Linked DNA regions of Homo sapiens: region 2 is linked to region 1. A link is a loop called in an ENCODE intact Hi-C map of the cell type or tissue named here. Cell type or tissue: heart left ventricle. All regions are shown on one strand. Links, peaks and the distances in the headings refer to the core of each region. The heading gives the core; the rest is flanking DNA.

Region 1 (10,685 bases), core at 1,123-9,122:
GCAGGTCTCTCTCTTGCTGTTCTTGTGATAGTGAGTAAGTCTCACGAGGTCTGATGGTTTTAAAAAAAGGAGTTTCCCTGCACAAGCTCCCTCTCTTTGCCTGCCACCATCCATATAAAATGTGGCTTGCTCCTCCTTCCCTTCCACCATGATTGTGAGGTCTCCCCAGCCACATGGAACTGTAAGTCCCTTAAACCTCTTTTTCTTCCCAGTCTCAGGTATGTCTTTATCAGCAGTGTGAAAACGGACTAATACACTGTGCTTCCAAATCTTGTCATTATGCACAAGGAAGCTGGGGACTGCAACCAGCCCCATCCATTCACCCCAAGAGCTGAAGTAAAGGAATCAATACCTGGGTACTCCTGTAGCCCACACACTGTAGAACCCCAACTGAGAAGTACAATCAAAGGTAGGTTTTTCTACCCTTCTGGATAAAGAATGAGAAAGGACATGAAGAACAAGGGCAATATGTAATTGGGTCTCAGACCACAGGTCCCTCAGGATTATCCAACTTTACAGCACTCTTACCTGTAACTGGTCTTCTAGGATAGCTGTAGCACTCTCACCACTGTTTTCATCAACAATGACCACCATGTGAGTTAGTGAATTTACTTTCACCTGTTCAGCCTCAAGATCACTTTGCAAACTCTAGAGAAAAAAATTAAGATAAACCATTATTTCTACTTTCACATTTACCTATTTAAAACGCACTCAGTTGTCAATAGTAATTAAGGACAGTTAATGAGGCATCATATTTAAATTTCCAATCATTACCCTAACTGTTCTACTAATGAAACTAATCCTATTATACATCTTTACATTCCATTATCAACAAAGGCAGTTTGAGGATGCAGTGTTATAACAGACTGCAAATGGAGATATCACCACTTTTATTCAAGTTCTGGCCCTCCCTCAGAATTTATAGCATAAAGGAGTTGAGTGTCCATACTAGGAATTAATACAAAAATGTAGAAGTGGTAAAGCAAAAAAGTCCAGAGCTTAAATAAACCAAGTCAGAGATCATTTTATCTAGTGTAGGACAGTATAAAGAGATAAGTAGAATGCTACACGATAGTCAAAAGTTACTCTGATTAGCTACCCAATAAAGCAGTTAAAGAAGTATGGACACCTTAGATTCTCTCGCCTTTTCCATGGGAAGAGCATAGTCATTGGATACATGTGTATAGAAAATTTATAGGCTGGGCATGGTGGCTCACACCTGTAATCCCAGCACTTTGGGAACCCAAGGCAGGCGGATCACTTGAGGTCAGGAGTTCAAGACCAGCCTGGCCAACATGGTGAAACCCTGACTTTACTAAAAATACAAAAAATACAAAAAATTAGCTGGGTGTGGTGGCACACGCCTGTAGTCCCAGCTACTTGGGAGACTGAGGTGGGAGAATCACTTGAACCCAGGAGGCAGAGGGTGCAGTGAGCTGAGATTTTGCCATTGCCCTCCAGCCTGGGTGACAGAGCAAGACTCCATCTCAAAAAAAAGAAAGAAAGAAAGAAAATTTATTTAAATACTATCAATAGTGTTCTCAAATGCTTCTCAGAGTTGTGTTTAATGTATTCCTAAAGTTTTACATATTAGTTACCTCAATGTTTCACTGATCAATAAAAGTCTTCAATTTACAGAGAGCATATTTTATTCTATCTTTCCTTATCTTGACTATGAAAAGTTTATCTCCTAGACTTGTGACCAAATTAAATTGCCCACCCAATTTTGGTTCCTAACTTAATGCCTGACGCTTTCCTGAATCATAGACGAAGAATTTGCTCTTCACCCACACACCATGTGAACGCCAACATGCTTGGGTTCTTAGCCACTTAGAGGGCCAAAAGAACCCTTCTCCAGTTGTATGAAAGCTATGTACTTTCAAAAGAAAACTGCACATCACATATAAAATTTTACCGTGCCCTTTTATCCCTGGCTCAGAAAAGTCTCATCTCTATCAATTCCACCCTGTGAGCTGCTAAATGAAGACAACCCTGAAGAAGTGTCCCAACTTCATGTTAACGATAGATGTCATCAGCCTCTGAGATGCTAAGTGCTGCTCTTTCATATTTGATAAGGTATCGAAGAAATATGAGACAGATTTACTTTATGTTCTTCTAGCAGCTTTTGTAGAGATTTTACATCATCATCCAGGGGGCAAGTTTCCATCTTCTGAATGCGCTCCTCTGTGAGTGTTAACCAGGCGGAGAGCTGCTGCAGTTGCTTCTTCTGCAGTTCCATCAGCACATCGTGCAGCCTGTCCGTGGGGAACACAGCATTATTCCTACAAGCCTTTTCCCTTTGCAAAGTCAAATATACATTCTGGGCACCGGAGATACAGGGCAAGGGAAGACACCCTTGTCTAAACATTCAAGGTAGCATTTAGTCTTTAAATATAGAAGCCAGGAAAGTAAACTTTTATTTTGTCCTAAATGGAGTTCATTAAATGCAGACAAAGAATGCAAAAAGCAGCACCCTGTATTCATATCAGAATCATTGTTTCTTCAATCAGGAATTCCTGCTTATTAAATAGGTGGAAGTGGCAATGAATGCAGTTTGCTCCTTAAGACACAATACATGAAATAAAATAAACCATGAGAAAGCTTTAAAATAAAAGTCACAAAATGGAAAAGTAGATCAATACTCCATAGTCCTGTCTTCACACCAAGTTAATGTTTAGCTAATCTTAACATTGCAAATAAGTAACTGCCCCTATGAAATGTCTTTTCCTTTTTTTGGAGACAGTCTCACTTTGTTACCCAGGCTGGAGTGCAGTGGCTGAATCTCAGCTCACTGCAATCTCTGTCTCCTGAGTTCAAGCGATCCTCATACCTCAACCTCCCAAGTAGCTAGGATTACAGGCATGGCCCACCATGCCCAGCTAATTTTTGTATTTTTAGTAGAGACGGAGTTTCGCCATGTCGCCCAGGCTGGTCTCAAACTCCTGGCCTCAAGTGATCCATCCGCGTTGGCCTCCCAAGTGCTGGGATTACAGGCATGAGCCACCATGCCTATCCTCTTTTTCCTTTTTGTTAAATTCTGTATTCCAACTTTTATCTTTTGGTGTGGCTAACACATCAAAGGGGAAACAAAGATCATGCAGAATTCCAGCAATATTACCCGTAGAAAAGAGTCTTACTTTTCCAAGGCAAGTTCTGTAATCATCTCGCTTTCACAGACATGCAGACATCTACTAGAGCTCAACTGTGCAAAGCAGCCTGTGGAATTAAGTGCATTTCTTGGCTTTCCACTCACCGGGACTGTCTGTCCATACTCTCCACCCTAAGAGCCTCCCATCTAGCATTCAGCAGGGTCATCTGTTCCTGAATCTCAAATTCTTCTTCGTCTGACAGAGTTCCTTGTGTTATCAGTTGGTTGCCTGCCTGCAGGACGCTGCCCACACTGCTCTGGTGTGCAGTCAGTTCCATCATAAAAGCCTAGAAAGGGACATTGTTATAATTTGTGAGCTACTCAGTGCAAAAAAAAAAAAGGAAGACTGAACAAATTGCTAATGCCTAACCTAAATGTCAGTGATGCAGAAAAAGGTAGCCTAGTAGAGCGCAAATAAAATAGACATTGACCACATTTTTTAATCTCTGAAAATAGGAATAAACACCTGCCATAAGTTAAAAGAGAAATAGCTCAAAGCAAGCAATGATGCATCTGATAATACCAGCTATTTTAAAGTAAATGCTGACTATGCTACTCATAGATCATGAACATGGAATTCTAAATAAATAAAATAAAAGGCTGGGTGTGGTGGCTCACACCTATAATCCCAGCATTTTGGGAGGCTGAGGCAGGTGGATCACCTAGGCCAGGAGTTCAAGACCAGCCTGGACAACAAGGTGAAACCCCGTCTCTAACTAAAAACACAAAAAATTAGCCGGGCGTGGTGGCACATGTTTGCAGTCCCAGCTACTTGGGAGGCTGATGCAGGAGAATCACTTGAAGCCAGGAGGTAGAAGTTGCAGTGAGCCAAGATTGTGCCACTGCACTCCAGCCTGGGTGACAGAGTAAGACTCTGTTAAAAAAAAAAAAATTATAAATATATATATATACACACACATATACATATACATATATAATATATAAATAGATTATATATAAAAATATTTATATATTTTATTTATATATATTTATTTATATATTTTATTTATATATAAAATAAAATATATATTTATTTTTATTTATATATATTTATATATAAATATATATTTATTTATTATATATATAAATATATATATAAAATAAAATACCATACTCACCCAAGAGGAACTGTTTAAGAGATATTACCACTTATATTATTTTCTATCCAAAACAACAAATAAGATCTGTCAATTCACATAACTATACAAAAGAAAAATTTAACCAAAAGAAATCTCCATATAGTGAAATTCACTATGCTGCAATATAGTATGTCCTCAAAGGAGCAGGAAACTTTTATGATATGAAAAAATACAGGAACCCTGGGTATGACATTTGCTTAATCATGCAATTAAAAAGAATAATCATTTCCTAGGGAACACTCAAATCTTAAAGATTTGGTGTATTGGTTCACTCGTTTGCTTTTGAAATATAACAATGCACTTCAGAACTGAGCAGTACTATGCAATGATTTTCATCAGTGGCTCTCCAAAACACACAAGGAGACTAAAATCTAAAATCTAATTCTGAGGCACAGTTTAATCACCCATACCAATTTTGTGACAAAGCACTATTTAAATATCACAGTTCCTGAAATAAACCATTGACCTTTCCAAAGAACAGAATTCAGTAGATAACAAATAGGAGAGTAGAGTCCCTGATTAAGGCTCAGGTCCCGTGGGGGACACACCCTGCTAAGAAACTACAGATATTTACTTCATGGGTTGCAAACTGGTCTTTGACTTCTTCAACATCATCAGAAATATCATCCTGCTCCTGGAAAGTGTCCTCAGCAGAAAGCAACCAGGTCAGCACTTCCTCCAACGCAATCTGATAGCTGTCCAGATCCATGTCAACCTCAGTGACAGTGCTGGGAGTTTCAGCTCGGGGACTCTCATGCTCCTCCTCAGGCGCTGTACTCTGTAAAAACAAAGCCAAGAAAAACCCACACTAATCATCAAAGCAAGAGGTGTTCAGCAAACTCACACTGTATGGCGAACCCAAAGTACCCACCACTCTGTCTTAGGCACTAATCCAATTCTCAGGAGCCAAATGGGCACTGCCATGAATGAGTTAGAAGCATTGAGTAAGTGCACTAGGGTAGCAAAGAGTATAAAAGCAGCATGCACTCATGAATTCTGTACTCAAGGAGATTCTAATATAGTTAGGGACAGAGAACCCACATGAATCACTTCTGAACAGAAATTGAAGAACAGCTATTAGAAAAGTAAATGCCATGGTCCCAACAAGGCATGATATTTGAGTTCAACAAAGGCTAAAACAGGAAAGTTTCGTAGAGGAGCTGGAACGTGTTAGGCCTTTTCTGTAATTTAAAGAAAAAGAAAGGTGAGAATTCTGCCTTGACCCTTAGGTAAATTGCTTTTGCTGAACTGCATTTTAGCATTGCATTTTAGACACTAAAAGACAGCCACACAGGCTGCTGTACTGATTGTATTTTTCTTAGGCAGTTGCCCTCTGGTTTATCTGATGGCCTTTTAGGGCTCATGGAATAAATTTCTATCAACCTCTTTCTAAATAACTGAGTATTTCCATATATACTTTAAGAGCTTATAACCAAATTGACTCTCCCTAGTTCTTTTGTTCCCTTTCAGAGCAAGATTTCTTGAAGACTTGCCTACATTCTGTCTCTACTTTATCAACTCTCATGCATGATTTTTAAGTACAATATTTCAAATGTACAGAAACGTATAGAGAACAATACAAAAAATGCTCAAGTATTTAACAGCTATGGTTTGTTAACATTCCCTTTAACTTCAACTTGCTATTTGCCCCATGACTCAACTGAAAAGGCTTTTACCAATGTCATCAATAACCTTCCCATTGCCAAACGGACCTTTCTAGCATCATCTTCAGGGTGACCATATAATTAACCAACAAACTAGAGTATTTTTGATGATAACTGTGCTCAAACAACAAATCCAAACCAGAACTGTCCCAAGTAAGCCCGGAGAGCTGGCCACCCACGTTCCTTGCTTCAGACCTTGGTAGCACTCCTCAAGGCTGAGCAACTTGAGCTTTCAGAAGCTTGTTTCCCTGCTTCTGTGACACTGCCCTGGTTTCCTGCTGGTTCAACAGCAGCTGCTGACTCATAAGTAATGAATCTCCTCAAAATTAAGTTCTAGGCTCTTTTTTCTCCCCACTGTATACTGTGTCTGAGTAATCTCATCTACTCCTATTGGATTTAAAGAACATCTAGAACCACCTAGGAGTCTGGATTCCAAACTCTCATATCCCACTATTTTCACATCTCTACTTCAGCGCCTCCTAGGCATATTAAACCATGTCCATATTCAAAACCTTTACTTTCTTCCAAAGCTTGTTCCTCCTCAGACTTCTCCAACTCAGTAGATGGCTCCTCCCTGCAACTAGGTACTCCAGCTACAAACCTGGGAGCCAGCCCCAGCTTCTCTCTCCTTCATCTTCCACATTTAATACATAAGTAATTCTGACCTTCCTTCAAAACTTCGCTCCCTCTCCCTCCCCCTCCCCCTCCCCTCTTTCCACGGTCTCCCTCTGATGCCGAGCCGAAGCTGGACTGTACTGCTGCCATCTCGGCTCACTGCAACCTCCCTGCCTGATTCTCCTGCCTCAGCCTGCCGAGTGCCTGCAATTGCAGGTGCGCGCCACCACGCCTGACTGGTTTTCGTATTTTTTTGGTGGAGACGGGGTTTCGCTGTGTTGGCCGGGCTGGTCTCCAGCTCCTGACCGCGAGTGATCCGCCAGCCTCGGCCTCCCGAGGTGCCGGGATTGCAGACGGAGTCTAGTTCACTCAGCGCTCAATGGTGCCCAGGCTGGAGTGCAGTGGCGTGATCTCGGCTCGCTACAACCTCCACATCCCAGCCGCCTGCCTTGGCCTCCCAAAGTGCCGAGACTGCAGCCTCTGCCCGGCTGCCACCCCGTCTGGGAAGTGAGGAGCGTCTCTGCCTGGCCGCCCATCGTCTGGGATGTGAGGAGCCCCTCTGCCTGGCTGCCCAGTCTGGAAAGTGAGGAGCGTCTCTGCCCGGCCGCCATCCCATCTAGGAAGTGAGGAGCACCTCTTCCCGGCCGCCATCCCATCTAGGAAGTGAGGAGCATCTCTGCCCGACTGCCCATCTTCTGAGATGTGGGGAGCGCCTCTGCCCCGCCACCCCATCTGGGATGTGAGGAGTGCCTCTGCCCGGCCGCGACCCCGTCTGGGAGGTGAGGAGCGTCTCTGCCCGGCCGCCCCGTCTGAGAAGTGAGGAGACCCTCTGCCTGGCAACCGCCCCATCTGAGAAGGGAGGAGCCCCTCCGCCCGGCAGCCGCCCCATCTGAGAAGTGAGGAGCCCCTCTGCCCGGCAGCCACCCCGTCTGGGAAGTGAGGAGACCCTCTGCCTGGCAACCGCCCCGTCTGAGAAGTGAGGAGCCCCTCCGCCCGGCAGCCACCCCGTCTGGGAAGTGAGGAGCGTCTCCGCCCGGCAGCCACCCCGTCCGGGAGGGAGGTGGGGGTCAGCCCCCGCCAGGCCAGCCGCCCCGTCCGGGAGGGAGGTGGGGGGTTCAGCCCCCCACCCGGCCAGCCGCCCCGTCCGGGAGGTGAGGGGCGCCTCTGCCTGGCCGCCCCTACTGGGAAGTGAGGAGCCCCTCTGCCCGGCCACCACCCCGTCTGGGAGGTGTACCCAACAGCTCATTGAGAACGGGCCATGATGACAATGGCGGTTTTGTGGAATAGAAAGGGGGGAAAGGTGGGGAAAAGATTGAGAAATCGGATGGTTGCCGTGTCTGTGTAGAAAGAAGGAGACATGGGAGACTTTTCATTTTGTTCTGTACTAAGAAAAATTCTTCTGCCTTGGGATCCTGTTGATCTGTGACCTTGCCCCCAACCCTGTGCTCTCTGAAACATGTGCTGTGTCCACTCAGGGTTAAATGGATTAAGGGCGGTGCAAGATGTGCTTTGTTAAACAGATGCTAGAAGGCAGCATGCTCGTTAAGAGTCATCACCACTCCCTAATCTCAAGGACCCAGGGACACAAACACTGCGGAAGGCCGCAGGGTCCTCTGCCTAGGAAAACCAGAGACCTTTGTTCACTTGTTTATCTGCTGACCTTCCCTCCACTATTGTCCTGTGACCCTGCCAAATCCCCCTCTGCGAGAAACACCCAAGAATGATCAATAAAAAATATATATTAAAAAAAAAAAAGACTTATCTCAAATCCATCCAGACCTTTCCATTTCCACAACCACACACATCCATCTTCTGAACTGGAATACCTGCTAACAAGTGTCTTTACTTTCCTGTTTTCCCCCACCCAACACTCTCACCTTCACAATCCACAGTCCATTTCTCACACAGCAGCCAGAATGATCTTTCAAAAATGTAATGCCATCATAAGACGTACCTGCTGAAAACCTTTCACTGGCTTTCCCAATGCTCTTAAGATACAATTTAAAATTCTTAACACAGTTTACAAAAATACTGTGATAGTAAGAAACCAAGATAGAGTGACAGAAAGAGAGAGAGAGACAGAGAGTTGTATTTTGATAGATTAATCAGAAAAGACTTCTCTGAAAAGGCTCCATTTAAACTGAGGAAAAATGTGCAGGCTGCCATATAATGGTGGGTGCAGAAGCATTTAACAGAGGGGAACCTGCATGAACAAGAGTCTTGGGGGAAAAGTCCACTCTAACTGCAGGGCAGAGTAGCAGAGGTAGGCCACAGCTTGTAAACTATAGGAGAAAATGAAGTCTTTAAATAGCATTAGGAGATATACCTAATGCTAAAGGACGAGTTAATGGGTGCAGCACACCACCCGTGGCACATGTATACATATGTAACAAACCTTCATGTTGTGCACATGTACCCTAAAACTTAAAGTATAATACTAAAAAAATAAAATAAAAATGAGTATGAAGGCTGCAATAAAATGAAAACACACACAAAAGACATTTTGGAGGAAGGCTTGAAGAATCCAGGAAACTGAATATATGAGTTAAGAAATGAACCAATCAGCACAGAGTCGAAACAGTGGATAATTAAAAGACAGATGGTGCCAAAGACAGAGAAAGAAAAATGAGTTAAGTTATGGACAAAAAATCCTAAAACTGTAGAGCTAAAATAACCCCTGGAGATCATTTAGCTCCAAACCTCTATACTATAATGAGAATTTCTAAGAACCAGGAAAGTTAGTGACCAGCCAAAGGTCACTGAGATAGGCACCAGCATCCATGAGGTCGAGAAGGAAGGCACTATCTAAACACAAATGTTCAGACGGTATTAATTCGAACACATGAGGAAACTTTCAACTGACGGATATTTAAAGAGAAATGCAGGAATTATTCATTGACCACCAGCGTATGTTTGTAGAAAGAACAGGGCAGAAGAAGTCTGACTATTAGGAGAGTAGCAGATGGCAAGCTATGTCAGAGAGATGATTAAAACTTGATCACATTTTAGTTTTCAATTAACGTAATTCAGCCTCTAAGACACTAATGAAAGCTTGCAAATGAAGAGGTGTTAATACACTTGCACTTAATCAAATAGCAAATGTTTTCTGAAGTTCTTATCATGCCACGCTGAGCCCTAAACAGAAGTGATTATTTTATCTACACATCATGAAAAGTAAATGAAGTCTCCTTCCTTTTTAAGAGAGAAGGCCCTTAACTATAAGAACTAAATAAAATATCTCCTCCTTCTAACAAAATGCAATAAGGAAATGAATCTAAAACCCTGTAACAAACTCAGAAGATCATCTGAGCCAACTAAAAAGGTGCATCATTAATGTAGAATAATAACTATACTTTTAGAGGCAAATACTTCCTAGCATTTTTTTCAATTATAGTAAGTTAGGAATTTTCCTCAGCATCATTTGATATTCACTACAAAAGAGAGCCCTGGGTTCACAATCAGGCCTCATTTCTCAATCCTTTCTTTTCAGTAAATTTTTTTCTTTTTCTATAAATCACACTATTTTTGAAACGGGGGAAATAAAAGGATGGGTACATATTACCCAAAGAAAATTTAAAAGAATAAGTAAATTCTCTGAATCTCAGAGGATGGAAAAAAAAGATGCTATGTCAATTCAAGACTAGTATCATAATATGGGAATTAAATAATATTTTTTAAAGAAATCTGTTAAATGAGAATGCCAAAACAAATCAAGAAGAAAAATGATAATAATGATAGCTGTTGCTTGTTGAGTGTTTATTAATGTCATTTTAGATACTTTGAATTCATTATCTTTATGAAGTTGGTGGTTTTAACCACATTTTGCAGACAAAACTGTGATTGAGAGTTTAAGTAACAACCCAAAACAAGTAGCAACAGGATGAATTTAAGGTCCATCCAGAGAAGCTTTCTTTCTCTCTGAAATGTAGTTCTTATAATTTTGAAATCTACATGTATGTCTTGGTTGCTTGGTCACTAGAATGTTGAACCAAGTGACTTCTAAGGTCCAATTCTTAAGATTCTCTCATCTTATGAATTACAAGGACTGGCTAGACTAAAACAGAATGAGATTAAATATGGATTGATTCAAACAGTAGAACTAAGGAAGAAAATAAATTA
Region 2 (10,685 bases), core at 1,258-9,257, 70 kb after region 1:
ACAGGCCCCATGTAAGTCTGAAATCCAGGAGGACAGTCAAATCATAAAGCTCCAAAATGATCTCCTTTGACTCCATGTCTCAAATCCAGGTAATGCTGATGCAAGAGGTGGGTTCCCATGGTCTTGGGCAGCTCCGACCCTGTGGTTTTGCAGGGTACAGACCCTCCTGGCTGCTTTCACGGGCTGGCATTGTCTGTGGCTTTTCCAGGTGCACGATGTTAGCTGTCAGTGGATCTACCATTCTGGGGTCTGAAGGATGATGGCCCTCTTCTCACAGCTCCATTAGGCAGTTCCCCAGTGGGAATTCTGTGCGGGGGCTCCCACCTCACGTGTCCCTTCCACGCTGCCCTAGCAGAGGTTCTCCATTAGGGCTCTGCCCCTGCAACACACCTCTGCCTGGACATCCAGGCATTTCCATACATCCTCTGAAATCTAAGTGGAGGTTCCCAAACCTCAATTCTTGACTTCTGTGCACCTACAGGTCCAACACCATGCATAAGCCTCCCAGGGTTGGGGCTTGCACCCTTTGAATCAACGGCCTGAGCTATACGTTGGCCCCTTGTAGCCATGGCTGGGACACAGGGCACCAAGTCCCAGGACTGCACAAAGCAGCAGGGCCCTGGGCCTGGCCCACTAAACCATTTTTCCCTCCTAGACCTCCTGGCTTGGGATGGGAGGGGCTGCCGTGAAGACCTCTGACATGCCCTGGAGCCATTTTCCCCACTGTCTTGGGGATTAACATCTTCCTGGGAAGCCCTCCAAGTTCTTCAAAGCTCTGCCTGTTACCCAGTTCCAAAGTCACTTCCACATTGTCAGGTATCTTAATTAGCAGTACCCAACTCTACCAGTACAAATTTCTTGCATTAGTCCATTTTCATACTGCTGTGAAGAAATACCCAAGACTGGGTAATTTATAAAGAAAAAGAGGTTTAATGGACTCACAGTTCCACATGGCTGGGGAGGCCTTGCAATCATGGCAGAAGGTGAAGGAGGAGCAAAGGCATGTCTTACATGGTGGCAGGCAAGAGACCATGTGCAGGGGAACTGCCCTTTATAAAACCATTAGATCTCATGAGACTTCAATATCACAAGAATAGCACGGGAAAAACCTGCCCTCATAATTCAATTACCTCCCACCAGTTTCCTCCCACAACATGTGGGAATTATGGGAGATACAATTCAAGATGAGATTTGTGTGGGGACACAACCAAACCATATCAGAGGGTTCCCCACTAGGAGTAGGGTGTAATTTGTTTTCTGTTTTGTTTTCTTTTTTGAGACAGAGTCTCGCTCTGTTGCCAGGCTGGAGTGCAGTGGCACGATCTCAGCTCACTGCAACCTCAACCTCCTAGGTTCAAGCGATTCTCCTGCCTCAACCTCCCAGTAGCTGGGACTAGAGGCACGCGCCACCACAATCAGCTAATTTTTGTATTTTTAGTAAAGACGGGGTTTTACCATGTTGGCCAGGATGGTCTCGATCTCTTGACCTCGTGATCTGCCCACTTCAGCCTCCCAAAGTGCTGGGATTACAGGCGTGAGCCACCATGCCCAGCCCAGGTTATAATTTTTATGTGATGAAATGTTTGACTTTTAAAATACAACTACACAATATTGTATTTAAAAAGAAAGAAAACAACTAAGGGTAGCACTCTGTCAGATGGTCCTACAAACCTTATAAGCCATAGAAATGAATAAACAAATATGAATCAAATGAACGAATGAACAGATCTGGGTAAGTTTTAGTGACTTCCCAAACTTCTTAAAGTTATGAGAAAAATAATGCATGTCCTCACATATGTGAATTTGAGCACAGGCAGAAATTCTATAACCTCCACATCAATTTTTTTAAAGACCTCTCAATCCAAAAAAAGTTTATGAACACTATCTTAAGAGAATTCTATAAGGTCTCATTTTATGAAAGGTCAAAACAGAAATTAAAAGATAAACCAAACAAAACAAAATCCCTTAAGTCAAACACAGTAAAAAGACACCTTGTAAGTCACAAAAGAACTGTCATTAGAGCTCTCTTAGATCCTGATCTGTAATTTCCAAACTGCCACTAAACGGACCCTAACTTTAAAAAACCTTATCATTTATTCATTTATAATCCTTTTTTTTTCTTTTTTTGCGACGGAGTTGCCCAGGCTGGAGTGCAAGGGCATGATTTGGGCTCACTGCAACCTCCTCCTCCCAGGTTCAAGCGACTCTCCTGCCTCAGCCTCCTGAGTAGCTGGGACTACAGGCGTGCACCACCACACCCAGCTAATTTTTGCATTTTTAAAGTAGAGATGGGGTTTCATCATGTTGGTCAGGCTGATCTAAAACTCCTGATCTCAGGCAATCCGCCTACCTCGGCCTCCCAAAGCGCTGGGATTACAGGCCTGAGCCACCCAGCCATGCTTATCATGTATATTCCTTAATGGTAAAGATATGTTTCTCTTTCCTAAGGCCAAAAAACAAGGAATCTAGCATATAAAAATTAACAAATTAACATATACCAACAAATTATTTGGTCCATTGCTTTAAAAAATATTTATTGAGCATCTACTCTGTGCCAGGCTTGTTATTCCTTTAATGTCATATGTCTTTCTGGTTTGATATATGTCACAGTTTTCTTTCTTCTACACACTGCAGGATAAAGAAACTGAAGAAATCAATGGCCAGAATTAGGTTATCTTCAATGTCCACGTGATAATTCCCAACAGCCTGTACCATGGCTTTTTATGAGACATGAAAAGGGAAAGTAGCAACAAGCTTATAGGATCTCAGTCTTTAGATCACTAAGGATTATCAGTAATAAAGGAAACAGAAGGCGGGGTGCAGTGGCTCACGGCTGTAATCCCAGCACTTCAGAAGGCCAAGGCAGGCAGATCATGAGGTCAGGAGTTTGATACCGGCCTGGCCAACATGGTGAAACCCCATCTATACTAAAAATACAAAAATCAGCCAGGCGTGGTGGCGGGTGCCTGTAATCCCAGCTACTCGGAAGGCTGAGGCATGAGAATCACTTGAAACCAGAAGGCAGAGGTTGGAGTGAGCCGAGATCGCACTACTGCACTCCAGCCTGGGCAAAAGAGTGAAACTCCATCTCAAAAAAAGAGAAAGAAACAGAAACTTCTCCTTATATAGGGGTTTTCACATTCTTAGGATTTTTCTCCTGGTCGCCCCCCGCCAACAAATTACTGTCTTCTTGAAGATAAGTTTCTCCTTGAAAAATAAAAGCTCGTAGAATTTATCCATATAAGAACAAAAGATTCAGGCAGTATCTAACCTAGTAGGTTACTATGCTATCGCTACATCTGTTTGTCTACGACAAAATCCTTACTTAATTCTAACAGTAACTTGAGTTTTTCAGAAATGCATAATAGAAAATATTCTATTATTCTAAATAATTTAGATATTATTCAACAACTGCATTGTCTATATAATAATTGAGGAAAGTCATAAAAAGAACATATCTATAAAATAAAATTCACATCTGTAAAATTAACCAAAAAAAGTGACAGTTCTGAGTAATGTATGTATAATTATCTTGGAAGGATTTTTTTTTTTTTTTAACAAATCCTTGACTCATGTATAATCCTTTATTAAAAACGCAGGTAGAGGGGCCGGGCACAGTGGCTCACACCTGTAATCCCAGCACTTTGGGAGGCAGAGGCAGGCAGATCACTTGAGGTCAGGAGTTCAAGACCATCCTGGCCAACATGGTGAAACCCCATCTCTACTAAAAATACAAAAAATTAGCCGGGTGTGATGGCACGCGCCTGTAGTCCCAGCTACTCTGGACACTGAGGCAGGAGAATCACTTGAACCCGGGAGATGGAGGTTGCAGTGAGCCAAGATTGCGCTACTGCACTCCAGTCTGGATGACAGAGCGAGAGTCCATCTAAACAAAAAACAAAGAGACAAAAAAAAAATGCAAGTAGAGATACCATCTCACATCACTCAGAATGGCTATTATCAAAAAGTCAAAAAATAATAGGCACTGGCGAAGTGGCAGAGAAAAAGCAACACATACACACTGTTGGTAGGAGTGTAAATTAGTCCAACCATTGTGAAAAGCAGTGTGGCAATTCCTCAAAGACCTAACAACAGAAAGACCATTCAACCCAGAAATGCCATTACTGGGTATAAACCCAAAGGAATATAAATCATTCCATCATGATGACACATGCATGTGTATGTTCACTACAGCACTATTCACAACAGTAAAGACATGGAGTCAACCTAAATGCCCATCAATGGTAGACTGGATAAAGAAAATGTGTTACATATACACCACAGAATATGTGCAGCCATAAAATAGAATGAGATCATGTTATTTGCAGAAACATGGATGAAACTGAAGGCCATCATCCTTAGCAAGCTAACACAGGAACGAAAAATCAAATACCGCATGTTCTCACATTTAAGTGGCAGCTAAATGATGAAAACACATGGACACATAGAGGGGAACAACAGACATGGGACCTACCAGAGGCTGGAAGATGGGAGGAAGGAGACAATCAGGAAAAATAACCAATGGCTATTAGGCCTAGTACCTGGGTGATGAAATAATCAGTACAACAAACCCCTATTACACAAGTTTACCTCTATAACAAACCTGCACACGTACCCCAGAACTTAAAATCAAAGTTAAAATATATATAGGTAAAAATTTATTGATAGCAACATCTCCCACGGGTATACTCTCCTGGCTTTCAAGTGAATAAACATGAGCTGTACTGCTTTAACACATCAACTTTTATATTCATGTGACGATTACGCTGTTTATTGTGTCAGAAATAGAATGCGATGCACATACATCTCTATCAGCTGCCATAATATTTTAAGTTAATGAAAATAAATTCCCAGGCCAGGTGCGGTGGCTCACGCCTGTAATCCCAGCACTTTGGGAGGCCGAGACGGGTGGAACACCTGAGGTCAGGAGTTCAAGACTAGCCTGGCCAACATGGCGAAACCCAGTCTCTACTAAAAATACAAAAATTAGCCAGGCGTGATGACACATGCCTGCAGTCCCAGCTATGCAGGAGGCCGAAGCAGGAGAATCACTTGAACCCAGGAGGCGGAGGTTGCAGTGAGCCGAGATCACGCCACTGCACTCCAGCCTGGGTGACAGAGCAAGACTCAGTCTCAGAAAAAAATAAAAATAAAACTTCCTTCCATGAACGAAATGATCATTGAATCCACAGATCACCAAAAAAATACCTTAAGTAATCTCTGAACTTCTTCACTTTTCATAAAATTGGAGTTATTTAAATCCCACTTTTAGTTTGGCTACTCATTTTCTTCCCAAGTACATTTGAACACTGTGGTGAATGTTTGTCGCTTAGTAACAATCCTGCCAATGACACTGAGAGAAAACCATTAAATCACATTAACTGAAGCATGCAATTTCAGAATAAAATGTGAAAAGTGGAGAATCCTAAGTGGTTTATGTACATGCTTTTGTCACAAGAAAGTTGACCATCTCCTCCTCATGATCTACTCCAGAATTCCAATCCTAGGCTGGCCCTAAAGTTGAAAGTACTTGAGTCATTCCTTCCCTTTTTCCCCTTCATCAGACAAACATATGCATCATAACACACACATGAACAGGAAAAGCTTCTTCTAACATTATTTTTAAAATTAATTATTAAATCAACTGCTAAAAGAAAGGCATGAAATTTATTTCAGGAGAAAGCAGGAATGATTGGAGAATTATCCACCACTCTCAATTCTTTCTGCAGATGTTCTTTTTTAAAAGAAGTGAAAATCAAGAGCTACGCAATGTGGCAAGCAGAATAATACATCTTCTTCCTCTCCACTTGCAAAAGAGGCCCATGTCCTGTGAGTACCTTAGGTTACACAGCAAGGGGTAAATTGAGGTTGCAGATGAAAGTATTGTTTGCTAATCAACTGACTTTAGGATAGAAGGTTATCTTGGGTTAGCCTGGTGTGCCCAGTGAAATCACAAGGGGCCTTCTAAGTGGAAAAGGAAGAGAGTTGAATAGCAGAGCGAGCAACGAGCCACATGAGAAGGACTCAGCCCACCACTGTTGGTTTTGAAGACTAAAGAGAGCCATGAGCCAAGAAACATGGGCAGCCTGTGGAGGCTGGAAAAGACCAGGGAAAGGAGTCTCCTCTGGAGCTTCCAGAAGGAACATGGCCCTGTCAACACCTTCATTTTAGCTCAGTAAGACCCGTGTCAGACTTCTAACCTTCAGAAATGTAAGATAGTAAAGTTGTGTTGTTTTAAGCCATCAAATTTGTGCTAATTTGAAACAATCACAAAATGAAACAAATACACGGACTCATCTGCAACGCTTCTCAGTCAGTCATCCCTGCCTGTGAATCACAAATTGGGAAACAGAAAATCAGAAGTAAAAACGCGAAGTGGGGAGAGCAAAGCTGTGGGTGCCTGAGCTTCTAGCCCCAGCTGGCTATAAGTACATTAGCACCCACACACAAAATCTACACCAGGAGTCATCCCACACAAACCAACCCAAAACAAAGGACATTTGACCCAAATCACTCCTTTTACCTCTCAGGGGGAAACATAAGGGAGACAGTGGGGAGAAGCAGGTCCCAATCAGAGGCAATTTCTGCAGGTACCAATTGAGTTCCTAATCAACAAACCAATAGCACAGACCCAACAAGAGGGAGACTCTCACACGCAAGTTCCTTCCATCACAGTTACACCGAAAAGAAGAGTGAGCTCAGCTTTAAGCAGTGGAATCGCAAATATTGAAATCCACGAAGAGAGCTTTGCCATAACTCAATTTAATTCATCAACAGAGCCCAGATATTCCCAGGCTACCAACCTCAACATCCAGGTCCTCAATAGCATTCTCTCAAGGTACTACAATAACCTCCCATACTATCTACCCTTGTATTTGCTTCCTAAACACCTCTGACAGATTCACCTTCTTCTGATCACAAAATATCTTATGCTCCAAACCTCCGAACATCACCCACTGCCTTTAAATTCAGATACATCTATATGCTACAGGGCTAAATGCCTACCTAGCATGGTATTCAGCATGCTTTTTATAGCTACCCCCTATTAATTCTGTGCCCTCTACCTGGAACATTTTCCTCCAGCCCCAACATTGCCATCAGTATCCACAGCAAATGGTACCCCCTTTCATGAAGGCTTTAGATGGTTTCTCTCCCAGCTCTAAACCCATCCCACCCTCACCTTTTGAATTCATATGGTACTTTGTTCCTTATCTATAACAAAATATTGTATATATACACGCCTATATGATCTCTCCCTTTTTTGTTTTGTTTTCTTGTTTGTTTTAGACAGGGAAAGACTGTAATGTGAGTTGAGTGAGTTTGTATCTCTGCCCATCTGCAGGTTTGCTACTGCACAAATTCCTACCAACTGAGTTGGGACCTAGACGCTGTCTTGAGAGGGAAGATGTAAGGCCCAGGTGGAAAATAAACAAATAGTAATAATGCTACAAAGAAACAGGTCCGACCAGGCCAAGTCAGTCCTCAACCATCTTACACCTCACCAGTTCTGGAAAACCAAGCTCTCTGTGCGTCAATTTCAAAATGATTTTAAAGTTGTGTTAGGTCGCTATACCAATGGACATATGTATAGAAATATTTCAGTGCTTCTCGAAGTGAGAAAATTAAAGATGGACAGACTCTTTCCTAACATCTGACTCAAAAGCCTAGAAAACACATAGAAAAGAAGCAAATAATACAGTTCTGTAAGATACTGTGTTTTGTGTGCCATGGTTTCTCTATTTTTAGATTTAAATACTATTGTGTGTCCATCAATTATTATGTATAACCATTAAAAAATCTTTTAAAAACATAAAATTAAAAGTGCTATGTACTGAGAAACTTATTCAAAATCATATTTCAAATAGCAAACCATACCCAAAAAATTAAAAATATTTTTTTAAAAAATAGCAAACCCACATAATACAAAACCTAAGAGAAACTGAGCACTTAACAAAATAAGCATAAATATAACACATTACTTAGCATAAAAACTCATTCTAAATGACCTGGCACACAGTAGGTCCTCAATACACCTTTGTTTTAAAGTCCTGACTCAGTGCAAACTCATCAGCCTCATAGGTCAGATGTTGTAAGGACCCAAGATATTGCATCGCGTGGAAATCAACTTTCACATCACATAACAAGTGGCATGTCATTTTTTTCCTTCTCTACCGTATTTCTAAAACTATTCAGGTGTTGATGCAGACCTTTTTCCATGTCTTGGCAAAGTGTAATTTGAACAGGCAGTTTCTCATGACCTTCAAGTCTGTGTTCAACAATGAAATCATTTGGCTTTATATCCCATCCAGTTATTAATCACAAACAACAAAAGAAGAACTTTCACACAGAAAATGTGAAACCTATGCTGGCCAGCACTCACTCTGGGTCACTCCAGGTCACATTCACTTGTAGCTAAGTTCACTGAAGACCATGCAATGACCTCAGCTATTTAGAAAATACATTCAAAATTTTTCTGGAGAGGAAAAATACAGCTATGTGACTTTAAGACAAGTGCTCCTGGAGGTCAGCAGTCTGAAAAGGGTACAATGAACAACATGGCTGGGTCCTGGGCAGATGGGGGGTGGTGTGCACAGGTCACTGGGTGCCACCGGATGGGCGGGCACATCACCTATCCTCCCTCAGTTGGCTCCTTCACTAAGTGCCTGAGCAGGAAATTTCTACCCTGGCATGGAATGCCCACACCAGGATCTCAGCATTCCCACCCCACCCATGTAGGAAGGAATCCAGCTATTCTAGCAGGATTTAACTTTATATAAATCAGCTCCAATGAGTTGATATGTTTAATAACAAAGCAAACATTCACAACTCTATTTTACTCCTTTTTTTGTTGTTGTTGCCATTATTATGATTACTATGATGAATTTGGCTTTGATTTTTATTCTTTTAAGTAAGAAAGTGGCAGCAAAAAGGAAAAAAAAATTCCAGGAATTGACTTGTGTCTCTCTAATGAAACAGGCAGTTCTGGCTGGGTGAGGTGTCTCACATCTGTAATCTCAGCACTTTTAGGAGACCAAAGTAGGAGGATCACTTAAGCCCAGGAGTTCAAGACCAGCCTGGGCAACATAGCGAGACCCCATCTCTACAAAAAAAAAAAAAAGAAAGAAAGAAAGAAAATTAGCCAGGTGTGGTTTCAGACACCTGTGGTCCCAGCTACTTGGGAAACTGAGGAGGGAGGATCACTTGAACCCAGAAGGTTGAGGCTGCATGAGCCATGGTCATGCCATTGCACTCCAGCCTGGGTAACAGAGTGAGACACTGTCTCTAAAAAAGATAAATAAATAAATAATTTTTTTTTAAAGAACAAGGGACTTATTTCCTTATCAGCCCCGCAATGCCCCTTTTAGCATCCAGAAATAGATCCACCTGGTCTTCCCTGGAAGATTCTGGACTTCCCTGGAAGACTCCTGGATGGTTTTAACTCAAACATAGCCCTCTGGATTAAGCTCACAATTGAAACTAATATTTCCCTGCCTGCCAAGCTAAAATTTTTCCCTGGAGCATTAATAATTAGCTCAAAATCAAGGACAAAATTAGTAGAGCAACACATAAGGTGTTTCTCCCCCTTCCTAACATCAGCCAGTCTTTTTAGCCACAAACTACAAGCTAGTCTTTCTGAAATCCAGCAAGCCCCTGAGTCAAACTATGGTGTAAAGAAAGTGGGTGGAAAGTCACATTAGTCAGGGACATTAAGTGCCATCTGCCATGGCTTTAATCCCATAGTACAATCTGAAGACTCTTTCTTAGGACACCCTGGGAAGCAGCATAACAAGAATATTTACTGTCCTGTCTCTTGAATCGGTGAAGTTAAATTCATTACTTTTTATACAGAAAGGTCTTCAAAATATTTCTGTTCTCCTGGTCTGATCTTTCCTCTTCTTTCATCAATCAAAGTCAAAAGAAAAGTTGGCTAATAATATCTTAGTTTGGTCCTTCCCCCAAGAAGCAGACCCTGAGACAAGGATTCAAATATAAGTAGTTTATTTCAGAAGTGATCCCAGGAAACACTGCTAGGGAGTAGAGAAAGGAGACAAAGAAGGAAAGGTGGCCAATAATAAAAAGGTCATTATCAAGCAAGTTACCATTCGATCACAACCCAACTGGGAACTTGGAGATGCAGTGTAAAATGTTCATCTCAAAAGTAGGCGACCTGAGATGCAAGAGAGCTGGAGAATTTATACTACAGCAGCAGTCACTGGCTATGGGTTGCTGGGCGCTGACACTTCCTGCCAGCCCTGAGTGTGAACTTTCCAGCCAGAGAATGCCCTCAGGCAAAGGCATGCCGGTGTGGGCAGCTGGAAGTCCCAGTGCACCAGAAGTACTGACAGCAGGGAGTGGGGTCAATAGCAGCCTCTGCTACAGCTAGGATTGGGGTTATCTCCAAAAGGGTACTTAAACCAGGTCTGGTGCAGTGGCTCAAGCCTGTAATCCCAGCACCTTGAGAGGCTAAGGTGGATGGATCACTTGAGGTCAGGAGTTTGAGACCAGCCTGGCCAACATGGTGAAACCCCGTTTCTACTAAAAATATAAAAATTCGCCAGGCATGGTGGCAGGCACCTGTAATCCCAGCTACTCGGGAGGCTGAGGCAGGAGAATCCCTTGAACCCGTGAGGTGAAGGTTGCATTGAGCCAAGATCATGCCACTGCACTCCAGCCTGGGTGACCAA

Evidence for each region. A loop is a pair of places that touch in the nucleus more often than their neighbours do. Peaks named below come from ENCODE experiments on the same cell type or tissue, not always from the same donor. Only the 100,000 strongest peaks of a DNase experiment are listed, where the experiment ranks them.
Region 2: a loop joins it to region 1, with 1.8 times the contacts of the local background. A loop is called at or near these places in 2 of 110 quality-filtered maps.

The regions. Positions count from the first base shown.
Region 1 is chr6:144,430,315-144,440,999 of GRCh38, reverse strand. UTRN (utrophin) reads right to left here. Exons shown (of 75, transcript NM_007124.3): 10 at 4,862-5,065; 11 at 3,254-3,435; 12 at 2,105-2,255; 13 at 529-648. Among named protein-coding and RNA genes, the nearest start is that of SNORA98, 30 kb to the right of the region's middle. RefSeq lists an enhancer at 6,878-7,380. In heart left ventricle, for the core only: no CTCF peak of the experiment used is centred there; no DNase peak of the experiment used is centred there; H3K27ac peaks cover 551 bases.
Region 2 is chr6:144,360,206-144,370,890 of GRCh38, reverse strand. All of the region lies in intron 2 of UTRN (utrophin), which reads right to left. Among named protein-coding and RNA genes, the nearest start is that of SNORA98, 40 kb to the left of the region's middle. In heart left ventricle, for the core only: no CTCF peak of the experiment used is centred there; no DNase peak of the experiment used is centred there; H3K27ac peaks cover 546 bases.